2 separate regions of the Homo sapiens genome follow, and region 1 is linked to region 2. Evidence: read pairs that join two places in POLR2A ChIA-PET (ENCODE). Cell type or tissue: Panc1. All regions are shown on one strand. Each heading gives the region's core, and the rest is flanking DNA. Links, peaks and the distances in the headings are about the cores only.

Region 1 (5,374 bases), core at 201-5,200, 480 kb after region 2:
GGGATACAAAAGGGCTTTTGCTATCAGAGGATGGAATAGTGCAAGAGATGGTTTAAGGCAACTTGTTATTGTTAGCTTACCAGTGGATCTATTCTGTTAGGGAAAGATCTCTGCAGACAATCAGAAAAGTGGTCAGAAAAGGCCATACGGAGGAGAAAAGAATGGAGTTTGGCCTTGAAAGAGGAGTGGTAGGGATTGGATAAAATGAAGAGGCATAAATTGTAAAGTGTACTCAAAACCAGGATCTGAAAAGGACAGAAAGAATAGAAAATAGTTCTAGCAAGTCATGTCTTTGGGTCACAGAACACCCAGAGGCTGGATGATTTAAAATATGTCAGTCATTTAATCACAGCCTCCATAATCCCTATCGCACTGACTCTCATCCCTGTCCTAAGTGTACTGCCTTTGGTTCAATTCACAAGCATTTATTAGGGGCCTGGTATGAGCCAGCCTCAATGGTAGACATATGATGAGGCCTATTGGGTAAATCTTTTTTTTAAAATTGCAGTTAAAAAAAACCCCACACATGTCACTACTTACCGTTTTAATCATGTTAAGTGTATGGTATAGTACACTTAACAATATGTCCATTGTTGTGCCACAGATCTCTAGAACTTTTTCATCTTGCAGAATTGAACAACTTCCCCCCAACCCTCAGCTGCCCTGGTAACCACCAGCCTGCTTTCAGTTTTTAAGAGTGGGCACACTTATCTTGAAGGTGGTGTTCTTTTCAACCAAGTGACCCAGGAGCTTGCTAAAAATCTCTCTACATATAAATTTAGAAATTTTCTGGGAAGAGCAGAAAGGTGTTCTGCTGGTACCCTCATATGTCACAGGGCCATAGGATGGTGTAACCAGATTCCTAAGTTTAAGTCTCCACTCTAACTAGGGCTTTGGATTTTGGATTCAGAGGAGACCTGTATAATGTTGTATAAGACATATCTTCAAAAGTATTATGACAAAACAGGTTATTCATTTGTGGGAGTAGGTTAAAGAAAATTAAGGAAATAACATGCTTTATATCTGAATGAGTGAAGGTTATGTTAGAAGCTGCTAAGTATTTTCTTATTTCCATCTATTGGTAATCTTGCTAAACCATTTTTGTCTTCTCCTGATCCTAAGAGTCATTATAAATAACTGCTGGCTCTTTAGAAATACAAATGATGCCTAGCTTTATTTTCCCAGAAAGGATCGAAGCACTCATAAGAGGAGAACCCCAGTTTGTGGGGAACAACATTGTTAGGGGCCCTGGGTGGCATCCATTACGTGAGAACATCCAGGAGAAGAACAGAAAGATCTTGGGGAAAGGGCCAGAGAACACAAAGACTTATGAGGAAAATGGAGCCTGATACTTCAGCTTGAGAGTCGTTGGTCCTTGGCGTACTAGTAAATGTTTAACAATTGCTGGGGGGCCGGGGGTTGTGGAGCTGTGAGTGGTGGGAGGGGAGCTGATTGGTAGTGTTCGGTGTGAATGCTCCCACCATGGCTACTAATGTGAAGCCAGCTGGCTGTCACCATTTTTGAAATTTAACAGTCAGCTCTCACAAGCCAAGCCTCTGTGTGAGCCATCTCCAGCACACCACAGGTTGTTGAGGAAGACTGTAAGAAGGGGGCTGTAAAGCTGTGTGGCGGGGTTTTCTGAGCAGGAGGTGAATGTGACCCACTTTCCCCATGGGAGCCACCTAAGTAAAAGTTTTCCCCAGGGAAGCTTTGGATCTCAAATAGGGTAATTGAGGCCTCTCTAAGCAGCCCACTCTGAGAATTCCTGTGGTGTTTTCTCATCTTAGAACAGGACCCGAACCATCACACAAGGCAGCCTTGGCAGAGACATGTGCTGAAGAGCTGAGATGTAAGACTCCCACGACAGCCATAACTCAGTTTTCTGTGCTTGGCATCATGTTTTTCTACAACAGCCTGTATTGTAGTCTTTCACTGCCTCCCTGTAGCCATGAATGATGGTTGCTTTGCGAATTCTCGAGTGTGAGCATGTGACACCGGCACTGGCCATCCAACCCTGCCTTCTTTGTTGCCTTTGTTTAGATTCTGGCATTTCAGCTGACCTGTTTGCAGAAAAATGTTTGATATGAGTTGTTCACCGGATTCACTACTGCCAGAAAGACACGTCAGAAGTGGGGATGAGGTGGGGTTTTACAAGCTGCTTATCCTCAGTAATCATCTTTATGTTATATAGGGCATCTTGAGAAGGCCCACATGCGAGGGTCAGCTGAACAATGATGTGCTGCTAGGATGACCACTGTCTTCCCTGGACCAGGAGATAAGCTGCACTGCCAGAGGCCCTAGATAGGAGAGAAAGTGTTTCAGATTTAAAATACGTGCAAATAGATAAAAGGAAAGGAACAACTGGTAGTTTTTGAGCTGCACACTTTTATATGGGTTATTTACTTAATTCTTATGTCATAGGTCGGGCATGGTGATTCATGCCTGTAGTCCCAGCACTTTTGGAGGCCGAGGTGGGCGGATCAACTGGGGCCAGGAATTTGAGACCAGCCTGGCCAACATGGTGAAAACCCATCTCTACTAAAAATACAAAAAAATTAGCAAGGCGTGGTGGTGGGCACCTGTAATCCCAGCTACTCGGGAGGCTGAGACAGGAGAATCTCTTGAACCCAGGAGGTGGAGGTTGCAGTAAGCCAAGATTACGCCATTGCACTCCAGCCTGGGCAACAAGAGTGAAACTTAAAAAAAAAAAAAAAAATTCTTATGTAAATTATTTGGGGTAGATGTACTTATCATTTTATAGATGAGTACACTAAAGAATCTAAGTAATTTCTTCAGGGTCACACAGCTATTAGTGGTAAAGCCATAGAGTGAACCTAGGTCTGTCTGACTACAAAGCCTGAGCTTTTTCAGTTTTATCAGGCTGGGGCATATGTGACAACCTAAGTGTGTCAGATATTCTGAAGGAAAAAGTACAGGAAAGTGGAGAAAGAAGGAAGGAGAGTGAAGATAATGGCTTATTCCCGGGGGATGGGGGAAGGTCTTAGACTGGGAAGGGCCCATTCAGTTGAGGACAAAAAACACTGACGAGGCGTCTGGGGACTGTGCCTGCCAGTCAGGCAGAAATGTGTAAGTGGAAGATCCTGGCACAGTATGGTAACTTTATAAATGAGAGAAGAGACTCTTTATTCCAATCAAGTGTCTCAGAAAGGTCCCTATGAGAAATAAAGTTTCTTCTACACACTAAAGGGACGTGATGACTTAATTTTTTTTTTTTTTAATTTTTAGAGACAAGGTCTTGTTCTGTCATGCAGGCTGGAGTGCAGTAACACAATTATAGCTCACTGCAGGCTCCAATTCCTGGGCTCAAGTGATCCTCCTGCCTCAGCCTCTCAAAATGCTGGAATTACAGGCATGAGCCACCATACCCAGCCAACTTTTTTTTTTCCTTTTTCTTTTTTTGTTTTTTTTTCTTGAGATGCAGTTTCTCTCAGTCACCCAGGCTGGAGTGCAGTGACACGATTCTAGCTGACTGCAACCTCGAGCTCCTGGACTCAAGCAGTCTTCCTGCCTCAGCCTCTCGAGTAGCTGGGACTACAGGCATGTGCTACCATGTCTGGCTATTTTTTTTTTTTTGATAGAGATGGGGTCTTACTATGTTGCCCAGGCTAGGCTGGTCTCAAACTTTTGGCCTCAAGCAGTTCTTCTGCTTTGGCCTCCCAAAGCACTGGGAATACAGACGTGAGACATGATGCCTTACCTAAAATATTTTTACTTACTTATTTTGGTAGATAATATACTGTTCAAGATCTAAAAGGTAGCACACGGAATTTTTATTTATTATTTATTTATTTTTGAAACAGAGTCTCTCTCTGTCGCCCAGGCCAGAGGGCAGTGGCGTGATCTCTGCTCACTGCAACCTCTGCCTCCTGGGTTCTAGCAATTCTCCTATCGTAACCTCCCGAGTAGTTGGGATTACAGGCGCACTTACCACACCTGGCTAATTTTTTGTATTTTTAGTAGAGACAGGGTTTCGCCATGTTGGCCAGGCTAGTCTCGAACTCCTGACCTCAGATGATCCATCTGCCTTGGCCTCACAATGTGCTGGGATTATAGGTGTGAGCCACTGTGCCCAGCCAGCACAGTGAATTTTAATTGTTTTTAAAATAGCGATTCCATTTTGTTTATAGAAAAAAAAAAGACTAAAAATGAATGTCCCACAGCCAAGCTGGATGAATGCAGAGGTCACTGGCAGAGAAGAGCTCAGCTTATTATTCATCTCTATCACTGTCAGCATTTTCTCCAATTAGGTATGAATTTTGAAATGACTGTCATATAAACTTCTGGGCTTTCTCAGGCAACTGTGAAGCTTCATTGGCAGTGCATAGAAGGGAACAGTGATGGAGGTAGTAGGAATTCTAGTAATTGTCAGCTTTAAAAAAATTTTTTTTTTTTTTAAAGACAAAGTCTCACTCTGTCACCCAGGCTGGAGTGCAGTGGCACAATCACAGCTCACTGCAACCTCCACCTCCCGGGTTCAAGCGATTCTCCTGTCTCACCTGAATAGCTGGGATTACAGGCACACGCCATCACGCCTGGCTAATTTTTGTATTTTTAGTAGAGATGGGGTTTCACCATGTTGGTCAGGCTGGTCTCAAACTCCTGACCTCGTAATCTGCCTGCCTCGGCCTCCCAAAGTGTTGGGATTACAGGCGTTAGCCACTGCACCCAGCCTAAAAAAATTTTTTTTTGAGACAGGATTTCACTCTATATCCCAGGTTGGACTGCAGTGGTGTGATCATGGCTCACTGCAGCCTTAATCTCCTGGGCTCCAGTGATCCTACCACCTCCACCTCCTGAATAGCTCACTGCAACCTCGAGCTCCCGGACTCAAGCAGTCCTCCTGCCTCAGCCTCTCGAGCAGCTGGGACTACAGGCATGTGCTACCACGTCTGGCTATTTTTTATTTTTTTTGGTAGAGATAGGGTCTCACTGTGTTGCCAGTCCCAGCTGAGTAGCTGGGACTACAGGTGTGCGCCACCACACCCTGCTAACTTTTAAAATTTTTTGTGGAGACCAGGTCTCCTTATGTTGCCTAGGTTGGTCTTGTACTCCTGGGCTCAGGTGATCCTCCCACCTCAGCCTATCCAAATGCCGGGATTACAGGTGTGAGCCACCGCACCTGGCCAGTAGTCAGCTTTTGAAGAGGTTACTGGAGACAGGAGTCCTTGCTTTCTTGGTTTAACCCAAGAATTATCTTTTATCCTGGTTACTAGATGAGAGTGTTCAGGTAGGAATTCCCACTTCAGTTTTTTTAGTCACCTTTTTTCCAGTAGATCTTGGGGAAGTTCTTTTTGTTTCCACTGCAACATCTTCCCTCAGGAAGTGGCTCAGAACTCTTTAAGATGTTCTTGGA
Region 2 (5,374 bases), core at 236-5,235:
CAAGAGGGTCTGGCACTGGGCTACAGGGGCTGACTCAAGGGCCACTGTCAGCAAATGCAGTCCCATGTGAATCATAACCTCTGAGTTATGGCGGTCGTGTGGATTGGTGAGGGAGATGAGGAAGCGGAAGAGCTCGCGGATGCAGGGAAGACCATAGGGGACCAAAGCTGTGCCTGGGGAAGGCCAGGAGGAGAGTGAGACTGCTATAAAACAACTAGTCTGCTGGCTTTGCCTAGCCTGCTCTGCATTACACAAGGCAATTTTAGGTAAGTGATTCTCTTTGAAGAAAAGGGCTGGGCGTGATGGCTCATGCCTGTAATCCTAGTGCTTTGGGAGGCTAAGGTGGGAGGACTGTTTGAGGCCAGGAGTTTGAGACCAGCCCAGGCAACACAGAGAGACCCCATCTCTACAGAAGATTTTTTAAAAGTAGCCAAGTGCAGTGGTGCATGCCTATAGTCTCAAATACTTGGGAGGCTGAGGTGGGAGGATTGCTTGAACCCAGGAAGTCGAGGATATAGTGAGCTGTGATTGTGCCACTGCAGCAATCCAGCCTGGGCGACAGGAAAAAAAAAAAAAAAGGAAAAGGATTTTTTTTTTTTTCCTGGGGACATGAGGGGACTAGTCTACTTCTGGAGGAAATCAGAATTGATGATCCTACCTTTCTGTTAAAAGTCCTAAGCTTTTTTCCCTTCCTTCTTGCTTCCTATTGCCCATCAAACTTCCTCCCTGTAGTATAAGTTAGGGAAGGGCTCCCTCCATGCCAACAGTCTATGGCTTGACTCCATTTCCTGACTAGAAAATAGCCTAGAACTTGGAGCAACAGGCAGTAGTCCAATATCTTGGTTTAAGACGGTCTAGGCTCAGGCAGCTTAGTAGGTAGGATGGGGGAGGTGAATTGGCAGAGCCTACCAGAATACCCACCTTCTTTCTGGGAGGACTGTGTAAAGCGCACGCCCCGGGGATTGACGTAATCCATGTCATGGACAGAGGCAGAGTCAGAGTGGTCGGCAGGGGACGTGCACTCCTCTAACACTTCAGGGATGGACTCCACAGATGCTGACTGGGACTTTTCCACATGGGTCCCTTCCTGCTATGACCAGTAGCAGGGAGATATGGGAAGAGGGATGAGGCAAGAGCAACTTGGAACTTACTCCCCTGAAGTAGCTGTCTTCCAAGCTGTCTCTAATGGGCTACAGATGTAGGGCCAACTCAGTGGTTTATGAATCACCGCAAGATGGCTCAGGTAGGAGTATGATGAAGGACTCAGAAAAACATCTCCTGAGGCTTCACTGACCTACAATGACTAGAACCTTAGAGACACAGAGCCTCTCACAGGCTTAGGATTTGGATCATTACCTTCCAGAAAAAGCAATGGCCAGCTCCTTCCCTTTTGTCAAGTACTACCTATATGCATAACTTGATAAATCTCATGAGCTATCTCTCACAGTGAGTCATGCTGTGGGTTTTCAAGGCAGTACAACCAATTCTGAGAAGCAGGAAAGATCAGAGCTTCTTTTGAAGTTACCCCAAGCTTCTTTCGAGCCAAGTCCTGCATAAAGGATCCAAAGGATCAAGCCATTTCCCACAGTGGAATACTGAAGAGGGACATTAAAAATCAAAGCCATACCTGGAGGTCAGGCTGCTCGGGAACACCTAGCTCACTGCTTCCAGGCTCTGTAGCTGTGCTGTACCCTGGAGAGCCAGGTTGCTCTAGATCAGTAAGGTCTTCCTTGGAAGTGGTTTGGGAGGAGAATTCCAGGCCACTGTCTGTAGAGGGACTGACCACTGCTGAGGCAGCTTCTGAACTTGCAGAGGAGATGGGAGTGGGCACATCAATGAAGGGCATGCCACCTGCCAAGAAAAGTATGTGACGCTTGAAGGAGAAGAAAGAGGCTGTGGGCAAAACAAACCCTCTATGGTACTAGGGTCTCTGTTTCCCAGATTACATGCTTATCTTTGCATATATTGGTCTCTAAAGTTGTCAGAGAACAACCTTAAGTCACTGCATAGTTGCTGAATGGTCACACTCTGATTTGACCTGGAGTTTCCCTTTTTGTTCTCAGCGCCAAGACCAAAGCCCCTCAGTTGGTTGGTCTTCAATTTCAAAATCCCTAAGAGAGAAAGGAGCTCTTCTTTTGTCTAATCAGAGGAAGTAGTCCAGGGCACTCACCAGTGAGGTTAGATGATAAGGTGGTTCCATTGGGAGTGGGCAGCTCTGAACCTGGTGTGACTTTGGTCATATGGCGTGGGGGCCGAGGGGATCTCTTCTGTTTCTTCCATTTGGATGAATCACTCATGCCTCCGGCTCTCATTTTCAGCTGGAAATATCATACCCCATTAGCAATGGTATTCAAACTAAGACTCTATCCCTATTAATCTCCCTTCATTTAGTCCTACTGATCTCTAGAAAACAAGCTATACCCCATATCTTTGCTAAAGTAAGACTCTAGACCATCAGTTCACATTCCTACTCTTCTAACTTGGCTTCTACATTTACCACTTCACAGGTTGGCATGGCAGCCTCCATGTAGAAGGTGACATTCTGTTTCTGGGCTGGTCATTGGTAGGGCCAGTCCTCACACTTATCACTCTGCTTCTCTGGGTCCTGAGTGTTACATTAAGCAGGAAATCCCGAGCCCTATGGATGATGCATGACCCTCTTGCAGAAAGTGTAAGGGCAGGGTTTCCTTTGCCCTGACACTCAGTTCTACAGGTGCATGGTCTCTCGGCTTTCCTCCTCAACTAGCTTGTAGAGCAGCCTCCTACTTGTAGTTTTATCCAACTATAAGAGCCTATTCCTTCCTGTCCTGGTTTTCTTACTGGTATGTGAGCTGGGCCTAAGCCATAAACATATTTTTTTTTTTTTTTTTGAGATGGAGTCTAGCTTTGCCACCCAGGCTGGAGTGCAGTGGCACGATCTCAGCTCACTGCAACCTCTGCCTCCTGGGTTCAAGTGATTCTCCTGCCTCAGCCTCCTGAGTAAATGGGATTACAGGTGTGGACCACCACGCCTGGATAATTTTTGTATTTTTAGTAGAGACAGGGTTTCACTATGTTGGCCAGGCTAGTCTCTAACTCCTGACCTTAGGTGATCTGCCTGCCCCAGCCTCCCAAAGTGCTGGGATTACAGGTGTGAGCCACTGCACCCAGCTAACATATCTCTTACTCTCTGGAATTTCTGTATCAGATTGGTCAAAAGCTCATTCCTTGGAGTTAAGGAAGGAGTGGCCTCCCAGTTTCTTTGTGGAGTTCAGGATAGAAGGTCATGTCACGCTGCTGCTGTGCTCTCTGCTGCTCCCAATTTGTTATATCAATGAGACTACCTGTCCCTCTGGCCCTCTCACTATTGGTCTTTCCAGATGCAGTTTTATGTTGTCAGATGGTAAGGCCACTGATTCCTTGACTCCTTGCTCTGTTGCACTCCCCTCTTGCTGTATTTCTGTTCTTCCTATAGCTTACTTTTAGTGGCAAGGGACAATCTCTATCACCTGTTTGTTAACTATTCCCTAGGATCTGTGTTTTTATGTATTTCCTCCATTCTAAGTTCAAAGTTACTTTGTTTAGGCCCCATTTTTTTTTTTTTTTTTTTTGAGACAGAGTCTCACTGTGCCACCCAGGCTGGAGTGCAGTGGCGTGATCTTGGCTCACTGCAAGCTCCGCCTCCTGGGTTCACGCCATTCTCCTGCCTCAGTCTCCTGAGTAGCTGGGACTACAGGCGCCCGCCACCAAGCCTGGCTAATTCTTTTTGTATTTTTAGTAGAGACGGGGTTTCACCGTGCTAGCCAGGATGGTCTCGATCTCCTGACCTCGTGATCCGCCCGCCTTGGCCTCCCAAAGTACTGGGATTACAGGTGTGAGCCACTGTGCCCGGCCCAATTTGTTTTTTAAGCCCTGATGTTTTCTCAGTTGGGTTTGAACTCAGTCCCTCTACAAAGTCATTCTAAACTATTCCTAGACTGATAGACCATTCTTGGATTGGACCATTCCTGGATTGGGCAATGGCAACACTCTTCCAGAAACCATTAGAATGACTCTAAAGAGAGCAGAAGCACTTTTTCTCTCTGCCTCTTCCTAAAGGCTGAATATATCCTATTGTCCATGGCCTGTTCAATTCCTTTTGATAGTGAGGGATTGACTCCCTTCCTCAAGCTCCCCCAAGCTCTCAGAACCTGGGTAATCTTTGATTCCTTGCTTAGAAACCACACAATTCTTCCATTCCTACCCATAGCTCCTTCCAATAAAGATGAGGCTGAACAGCTGAGCCCTTCCTTCCCCCAGCTCTTAGTAACATAGCAACAGCCTCATACTGGATTTATACTTCTAGATGATCCATCTCCAAAATGCCTGCAGTCATATGCTTAGAACTGAGCTTCAGGCGTACTGACCGCTATAGCTAAGGAGGAAGCAAAAGGATTCTCTCCCCAGGAACCACTGGAGCTCAACTGGATCAAGTTCATAGTAAAAAATGTTATGGGAGAAGAGTCCGCCAAACATGCAAAAGGGCAAGAGGCCAAGAGATCAATGAGAGACCTCCTGGCTCTACTGGCAGTTATCATTGAGCTCCCAAAAGTACTAAGAACTGGATCTACTTTTATGAGGTAGCCTTTCTCTCCAGGAGGCTCCCCCATTTCAGGGACTCCAGGCAGTCCTACTTCCACTGAGAAGCCAGTCAGTCATTGAGATTCCTTCCCATACGAGGATCAGTTTTTCACGTTTCCTTCTCTATCTTCTGCAAAGCTTGCTCCAACCTGATCATTTCAATTAGTGTTCTCAGCCTGCTGGCTGGAGTAGGGGCCAAGAGGCTGCCAGTTCTCACGAATGCCTCAGCCCTTAAAAGGTATAGCTATTCTCCCTCTCCTAAGGTCTGAAGGTGTGGGGTGGGCAGTAGGTATTCATGGAATTCTACGCCACCTTATCTGTATGACTCTGTACTCCAAAGGACAGTGTAAGCTTTACAAAAAAGGAGCAGGTCCCAGGTTAATAATCATGGCAACATGCTGGATAGCCACTAATGAGAGCTGCAGCTTGAGACTGTGCAAGCACACAAATGAAATGACACAATGCATTCAAAGAGAACACGGGCCAATGGACTATCTAGCTAGGTGTACATACACAGAGTTTTTTACTTTCAGTGACCTGTATGTCCACAACCACACCTTCAGCATGCACACTCTTGTGATGGACAGCCCAGACAGCCCACACCTCCTTCTCTCCCCTTTCTTCCTAAGGCAGGTATATGCAGATTAGGGTAATCTTTAGCTTGGATCCCTCCCCTAAGCTCCCCTATACCTTGACTTTTAGAGGACAGAGGGCATCTTCACAGATCCCAAAGTATTCCCAGTGTCCTGGGCTATCCTGGCACCTGGCTTCTTTC

The links. ChIA-PET counts read pairs that join two places held together with the same protein. Peaks named below come from ENCODE experiments on the same cell type or tissue, not always from the same donor. Only the 100,000 strongest peaks of a DNase experiment are listed, where the experiment ranks them.
Region 1: POLR2A ChIA-PET joins it to region 2 with 5 read pairs; 2 of 35 experiments call an interaction of 5 or more read pairs at or near these places.

The regions. Positions count from the first base shown.
Region 1 is chr10:101,876,698-101,882,071 of GRCh38, reverse strand. The region is part of intron 24 of ARMH3 (armadillo like helical domain containing 3); the gene reads left to right. LOC101927445 (a long non-coding RNA gene) reads right to left here. Exons shown (of 3, transcript XR_946261.3): 3 at 2,216-2,297. Among named protein-coding and RNA genes, the nearest start is that of KCNIP2, 36 kb to the right of the region's middle. In Panc1, for the core only: no CTCF peak of the experiment used is centred there; a DNase peak (open chromatin) is centred at 2,161.
Region 2 is chr10:102,354,983-102,360,356 of GRCh38, reverse strand. GBF1 (golgi brefeldin A resistant guanine nucleotide exchange factor 1) reads right to left here. Exons shown (of 40, transcript NM_001377137.1): 9 at 2,171-2,318; 10 at 1,628-1,851; 11 at 922-1,090; 12 at 1-173. Among named protein-coding and RNA genes, the nearest start is that of NFKB2, 38 kb to the left of the region's middle. In Panc1, for the core only: no CTCF peak of the experiment used is centred there; no DNase peak of the experiment used is centred there.